Linked DNA regions of Homo sapiens: region 2 is linked to region 1. A link is a loop called in an ENCODE intact Hi-C map of the cell type or tissue named here. Cell type or tissue: endothelial cell of umbilical vein. All regions are shown on one strand.

Region 1 (4,000 bases):
CATCTTCCTTAAGTGGGAACTTAGATAACTGGTTTTAAGCCTCTTTTCTAACATGAGTGCATATAGCTACCATTTCTCTGTAAGCACTGCTTTTGCTACATCCTACAAATTTTGAAGTTGTATTTTCTCAATCGTTCACATGTTATTTCTTCTTTGATCCAAAGGTTATTTAGAGATACACTGTTTAACTTCCAAATGTTTGGGGATTTTCTAAAAATATGTATCTGTTCCTGATTTCTAAGTTAGTTGTTTCTGTGGTCAGATAACATATTTTATAAGATTTCCATTGTTTGAAACATATAAAGATGTTTTGTGGCTCAAAATATGGCTTATCTTGATAAATGTTCCATGTACACTTGAAAAGAATATGTATTCTGCTGTGGTTGGGTATAGTGTTCTGATTAGTGTTAAGCAAAGGTATGTAGTTTTGTTAAAATCTTCTAAACTTTACTGATTTCTTGTCTAATTGTTCTATGCTATTGAAAAGAAGGTGTTAAGTCTTCAACTTTGGAGATTTGTTTACTTCTTTTTTTGTTAGTTTTGCTTTGTGAATTTTGAAGCTCAGTTATTAGGGGCATAAATGGATAAGACTATTTGGTTTTCATTTATTATTTTTATGAGATATCCTACTTTATCTTTGGTAATACTGCCTGCTTTGAAATTTTTTTTTTGCCAGCTGTAGTAATAGAACCAGTCTAGTTTTCTTATGCTAAATATTTTCCTGTTGTATCATTTTCCACCTATTTACTTTCATTATCACTGTTTTTATATTTAAAAGTGTCTCTTGTAAATCATATGCTTGGTTTTGCTTTTCTTCAAAACAATTTTAAGAAAAAAAAAACAAAACAAAAAACCATTTTGACACCTGTGCCTTTTATTTGGAGTGTTTAATACACTAATATTTAATGCATGTTAAAGTTGAGTTGAGGTGTATCATTTTGTGATTTATTTTCTATTTGTCCCAACTTGATTTTAGTCTTATGTTTCTCCTTTTTTTTCCTTTTTCTGGGTTAGTTTTTTCGTATTCTCAGTCAGCCAGGGGTATGTGGAAAACTTGTCTCAACCCTTCCAGGATCTCCCCATTAGCACTCTGGTTGGTTTGCTGCTCACCCCAACTGGGACTGCATCCTTGGGCTAACAAAGCTGTGGCCTTTCCCTATTCATTTCTGAGTTTGCTACTTTTAGTATATGCAAAGTCACAAAATTTCATGCCACTTCTCGACCCTAAATATTGAAATTTAAAACTTTATAAGTATTTCTCCTCTGGCAGAAGAGCCACTGGGTTTTTGGCCAACTCCAAACTGGAAAACTACGATTCTTGCTGATTGAGCTTGATGGGAGGTGGGGGAAAGAATTAGCCTTCTGCTGTTTCTCCTTGAATCTCTAGGAGCTTTTCAACTTGCTGCCCATCTCTAGTAGATTTCTAGTTCCCTGGATGCTTTTGTCAATTTTGTCCAGTTGTATGGTTTTTTTTTTTAGTGGAGGAGTATTGCTGACCTCTTCATTCTGACATAATTGAAAGCTGATTTTATAGATATGTTTTAATAAAATATCTTTAATTTTTATTAAAAATAAAAGAAACAGTGAAAAGAACATTTTTGCTTCTTCTCTGAAACTTCTGTTGGAGGTTTCTTAAGCTGTCGAATGTCTTTTGTACAAGGATAAATGGGATAAATTCCTTTTAGGATGTCATACAGAAGGCCTCTCCCTTCCTTTATGACTTACTTGGTTCCTTGATAATAACATTCACAAGTTGAATCACAAAAAGTTAAACGTTTATAAGGAATGAATGTTATAAATTAGAATTATGTCCTTGAAACTCATTTCATACCGTAATATGCCAAGACATAATAAATGATCTCTAAAACCACACACATGTTTACTTTTACAAACATTAAGTATGTAGAATTTCATTCAATAAATACCTACTAAGGGATTGATAGGTGCCAGAGACTGGACTGGCTAAGCACTGCAAATGAAAACAAATGAACTCACTAGGTACAGCTGCTGCCCTGCCCTCACACGCCAGTGAGAGAGACGATTACGCAGGAAATTACTATCAAGTGTGTTATTGAGGAAGTACCAAGTGTTATGACTATGTCCAGTATCAATGTTTTCTCACACATTTTTTTTCTTTGAAATTCTTTATGCTTTACAAAGAAAATATAATTAGAACCTGGACTGAAGACATATCTTCTGTAGTAAGTCTGAATGGTAAATGCTTGGAGAGGGACAATTTCCTTGGGAAACACGTCATCTATTCTCAATTTGGAATGTACATTAAATCACTTGGGAAACTTTAAAAAAAAAATCCGTTTGCTTGGGCTCCCCTTCTAAAGATTCTATCTTAATTGGCCCGAGGTGAAACCCAAGAAGCACTTTTTTTTTAAAGTACTCAGGTGGTTTTCGCATGCAGCCACAGCCAAGAACCACTGTAGTCCTCACTTCCAGTTTCCTCATGTGCCACCTATCATAAAAGGTGCCTCCTTCAAGATTGCAGCTAAGTTTTCTGGGAAGTTCTTCTGCGCAATACTTATGGCTTCCTTCTACTGCACTAATATCTGGTAGGGAGGGAGCCCTTATTCTCAACACCTCAAGTTTCTACAGAACATGAGGTACTCATTCCTATCCCTTTCTTGCTGGAGGGGTTAGGGGAGGGGCAGATGATAGCACATCCATATTCTCTCTGTCTCTTATTGTTCCCCAAATGAGACCGAGAAACTCATCTGATGGGTTAGAGACTGATATCCACTGCGCCACTGCCTATACAGTGGTAGGTGTGGTCGTTTTCCTTATAAGCAGGAAACATGCTCCACCTATTTCTCTTTTGTCCTTTATCCCTTTGTGATAGTAAAATTAGCTAACTGGTGCTTATTGGGTATTTACCGTGTGTTGCCTGCTAAGCTTTTTATATAAATTGATTCATTACATCCCGACATCAACCTCATGAGGTACAACCTATGGTTATACCATTTTACACATGAGGAGGCTAAGGCTTAAATAACCCAGGGATTAAATAACCTGTCTGACACACTGAACTTGGACTGTGATTTCAATCCGGACAGTCTGGGTCCAGAGCCTGCTCTCTTAACTTCCATGCTACTGATGGCAGTGGCCACATCAGACGGTCTGCCACTGCCATCACACTGGCTGCAGCAGGGAGGTGCAGCCAAGGCTGCACCCTCCATGGAGCTGGTGGGAGCTAGGGACAAGCAGGAGCCCCGCCCCTTCTGAGTTGGGGTGGGAGCTCCCCCGGTGCCACTGCAGCCACCCAAACCATGGCTGTAGACCCTGGCCTCCCACTCCACAGAGCAGGCAGGAGCCTTGCCCTCCCAGCAGGGCTTCAGCCACCCAACCGTGGCTGCAGATGTGAGCCTCCCTTTGCTCTTGGGGGACTGGGAGCAGGCAGGAGCCTGCTGCTGGGCACAGCTGCAGCTGCCCAAACTGTGGCTGCAGACTCAGGCATCCCTGAACTCTTGGGGGCCCTGGAATGTCCCCCTACCCTAACAGGCTTGCAAGTGCCTGCTCCTGCTGCCTGGCTTCTCCCCACTCCTGGTGCATGTTCTGATTGTGGAGCAAGGTTGGGGCCGAGCCAGGGCACTGTCACAGGCCAGCAGGGTGGGCGCACGTTCAGGGCAGTGCTGACATGCCAGCCCCCTGCTGCCTTGGCCCCCTCCTGTCTTTGGGCACTGAAGAGCACAGGAGGGAAGCTGAGGGGGTGCTGAGGGCAGCTCAGCACTGGCCTGCAGGCACCCCTTTGCAGGAAGAGCCTGGGTGCCATGAATGACAGGGGAGGCAGACAGCTCCTGGGCAGAAGGGGGCAGGGCCTCAGTGAAGTCCCACCTTCATGCCAAGAAGGCCTGAAGCCTGGGCGCCGGGCTGCCAGTCCTGCTGCCTGGAGGGGGAGCTTATATCCCTTTTTCCTGGGCCTGCCCATGGCTACCCATGGACCAATCAGCATGCACTTCCCCTCTCTGAAGATCAAAAAACCATGGACTCA
Region 2 (4,000 bases), 80 kb after region 1:
ACCCAATGGGAAAACATACAGATCATAACCAATATATATGTATACTCATGGGAGGGAGGTAGTTGGAAAAAATTCAGTTGCCAAACCTTGAATGGCCTATTAGGTAAATTTAAATGTCAAGGAGGAGTCTATACAGATTTTCCTTGGTTAAATTTAGGACAGGTGGTAAAAGTCAAATAAGCATTTTAGTGGCTTTTAAAATATTTCCCCACCCCACCAATATTGTTTTCTGGAAGAAATTAATGTCAGTTGCCTAATGAATCAAATTATGTACTGTAGTTAATAGTGGATATTTCCTTGAATCTGGGAGAACTGGTTTGTTCTCAGGTCCCGATCAGAGTTCCTTTTGCTCATCAAACCAGAAATCATGGTCCTTTTTCGGTTTCATTGTTGTTTTTGAGATAGGGTCTCACTCTGCCACCCAGGCTAGAGTGCAGTGTGATCATGTCTCACTGCATCCTCAAACTCCTAAGCTCAAACAATACTCCTGCCTCAGCTTCCTAAGTAGCTGGGACTACAGGCACACCTCACCACACCTGGCTAATTTTCTCATTTTTTTGTAGGGACAGGGTCTCACTGTATTGGGAGGCTGCTCTTGAATCCCTGGCCTCAAGCAATTCTCCCACCTTGGCCTCTCAAAGTGCACTACAGGGGTGAGCCACCACACCCAGCCTGTTTTGTTTTGTTTTGTTTTGTTTTGTTTGAGACAGAGGAGTCTCACTCTGTCGCCCAGACTAGAGTGCTGTAGCAAGATCTCGGCTCACTGCATCCTCTGCTCCCCAGGCTCAAGCGATTCTTGTGCCTCAGCTTCCTGAGTAGCCCAGGATTACAGGTGCATGCCACCAAGCCTATCTAATTTTTTTGTATTTTGACAGAGTTTTGCCATATTGGCCAGGCTGGTCTTGAACTCATGACCTCAGGTGATCCACTCACTTCAGCCTCCCAAAATGCTGGGATTGCAGTTGTGAGCCACTGTGCCCAGCCCTGTTTTGTTTTTTTGACTTCAGTTTTGTTTTTTGACTTCTGAGGCCCAATTCTGTGCATCTTTGGTAATTGTTCTTTTTTTTTTTTCTGGGTCTCATTCTGTCACCCAGGCTGGAGTGCAGTGGCTTGATCATGGATCACTGCAGCTTCTACATCCCTGAGCTCAGGAGATCCTCCTACCTCAGCCTTCTGAGTAGCTGAGACTACAGAAGCACACCACCATGCCCAGATAATTTTTTGAGTGTGTTTTTTTGTAGAGATGGGGTTTTGTCATGTTGCCCAGGCTGGTCTCTAACTCCTGGACTCAAGCAATCCACCTGCCTCGGCCTCCCAAAGTGCACAGCCATGAGCCACTGTGCCTGGCCTCTTTGATAATTATTCTTAAATCATTTGTTGAAAGTTCTTTTAGTAGGGCCATAACAGAGATTTGATCAAATGAACCTTTAATGGCAGCATTCTTTGCTGCATTATTAGCAAAGCGGTTTACTCTCATCTCCATAAAAATGTAGATTTGAATGTACAGAAAATTAGATAATAGCCAAAGCAGCTGGTAGCTAGATGATATCCAGTAAGTCTTGTGTGTAGGATCCATTTGTAATTTGGCCTCCCATGGAAGTGAGGAAACCTATTATTTCCATAACATCCCCAAATCATGAGCAACCTCGAAAGCATACCTACTGCCTGTAAATACAGATTAGTAGATTTCCCTTTAGCAAGGAGGCAAGCCCAAGTAAGGGCAAAAGCTCAGCCTGTTTGACAGAAGTAGCCACAGGTAGGAAGCTAGCCTCAGATACTTCAAAAAAAGGTAATAATTGCATATCCTGCACACTCTTTGCCAGTGTCATCCTTTAAATATGATCCATTTGTAAACAATGATAGTTCAGCATTGTCCAATGGACTATATTGCAAATCTTTCTGGGGAATCAAAAGATAGTGAGGGTCAAACACTCATGGGGGGTTTCATCAGAAAGAAGGGGTGAGATGCAGGATTAAGATTGTTACAGAGAGAAAGTTATGTGAGGAGCAGCTAGTAAACGAAGTTCATAAATGCTAAGACAACTGGTAGAAAGGTGTTGGGTATGATGGGAATTTAAGAGCTTCAACAGAATGGGGAACAAAAGTGGTCAAAGGAGATCTCATGATTATTTATTCTATAGCTATAACTAGTAGAGCAGTAGCTGGAATAGTTCCCAAACAGGAGCATAATCCCCAAGCCGCTGGATCTAGTTATTGGCTGTAATATCCACTGGGGGCAGTGTTACTCTCAATGATTTTTTTAGTTAAGACGCCCAAGGAATTTCCCTTTTTTCATAAACAAAAAGGAAAATAAGGAGTGGATAATTGGGATGTCTCAGAGTATGGGGGGTTTAATAATTCTTTCTTTAATTTAGTAAATGCAATATTTTTAGATTCTTCTCAAACAATGGGATCGGTTTTAGAGGTCTTGAGTAGGGTGTACAGGGGTTGAGCAATTAAGTAAAAGTTTGGTATCCAGTTACTGCAGTATCCAGCAAGTCTAAGAAACTCTCTGAGTTGCCATTTCATTTTAGATTTGGGGAACTGCAGGACACCTTGGATCTGTTCAGGGCCCAAACGTAGTCATGTTCAAGAAGTCAGATGACCTAGATATTTAGCTTGGGTCTTAACTATAGTTATATTTTTTCTTAGAAACCTTATGATTTTTTTGTGGCAAGAAGTTTTAGAAGATGCACACTGTCTATCTCACAGGCTACCTGCGTGAGAAAGAACAAAGAAATAAATTACCTACATATTTCAGTAAGGGTGAGCCTTGAAGAAAAGCCACATTTTGTAAATTAGCTTTCAGAATTTGAGAAAAGTAGGAAGGGCCTTCCATATAGCCCTGAGGCAAAACAGTCCAAGTATATTGTTGTCCTTTCCACGTAAAGGCAAACAGATATTGACTAGTTTGATCAACAGGGATGCTGAAGAAGACACTACAGAGGTCAATAACAGTGAAAATTCACTATCAGTAGGTATAGAAGTCAGCAGTATGTGGATTTGGGAACAGAAGTATGTATATTTTGGACCATGAGGTGACAGGGTATAACAATATTATTTATGGCATGGAGATCCTGAACAACTCTCCATCCTCAACAATTAGGTTTTCTTACTGGGAGGGTGGAAGTATTAGGGGCTGATACAGGGAATTATTAGGCCTTGAGTTTTGTATTCTTCAATATTGGGTCTAAGGCAGTTTGGTTAAGGAATATTGTTTAATACTAGGCAAAGGCTTGGTTGAATCAATTTGGATTTTGATTGAGGGTGCATTATGAATTCTACCAACATCTGTTGATGATGTGGCTGATAAAGAGACAGTTTTCTGTTCCAATAGGGAACTCTGAGACTCAGTGGAGAGTTCTTTAGTACATGGGACAACATAACAAATGAGTGGGAGATTATTGGTAGAGTTCAACAGGCTATTGGGCTTATCAGACTCCAAAATTATTTCCCCCTTTAGGGATAAAGAGATGCCAACATGACATATATTTTTTTTAAATCTCATCCCAATAAGTTAGCTGGAGCAGATTCTGCTAGTAAAAAAGGATAGGTATCTTGTAAAAACCCAAGGCAAAAAGCAATGGGCTGAGCTTGAAATGCCATCAGTGGTTTATTAGAAACTCCTACTATTTGAATAATTTTATAACTCCAAGGCAAGGCCTGGCTTAGGTTGGTGGGATTGAGTACTGATAGGGTTGCTTCTGTGTCAATGAGAACAGGTAGGACCTCATTGCCAAGGAGGTTGAGGGGAAGAATTGGAAAAAGCCCCTGTATATTTTTGGATCCCTTTCATTAGGAGGCAGGAGTCAAAGGGCTAAATGAAGAAGACTATTTAGATTGGTTAAATTTATAACAGTTTTTCTTGCTGTGGCCAGGTTGTTTACAATAATGACGGATGCCAGGAGGTGAGTTTCATGAATTAGAGGAGTGGTGCCATTCAGAGCCCTAATTGTTTTCTCTGGGACCTTTCATTTGTTGTAATTGGAGGTTTGGGATT

The links. Peaks named below come from ENCODE experiments on the same cell type or tissue, not always from the same donor. Only the 100,000 strongest peaks of a DNase experiment are listed, where the experiment ranks them.
Region 2: it touches region 1 in a loop (15-fold over the local background); 1 of 110 quality-filtered maps calls a loop at or near these places.

What each region holds. Positions count from the first base shown.
Region 1 is chr3:119,768,014-119,772,013 of GRCh38, reverse strand. No RefSeq gene overlaps it. Among named protein-coding and RNA genes, the nearest start is that of NR1I2, 12 kb to the left of the region's middle. In endothelial cell of umbilical vein, no CTCF peak of the experiment used is centred here; a DNase peak (open chromatin) is centred at 2,033; H3K27ac peaks cover 2,514 bases.
Region 2 is chr3:119,688,491-119,692,490 of GRCh38, reverse strand. No RefSeq gene overlaps it. Among named protein-coding and RNA genes, the nearest start is that of CFAP91, 13 kb to the left of the region's middle. In endothelial cell of umbilical vein, a CTCF peak has its summit at 2,223; a DNase peak (open chromatin) is centred at 2,220.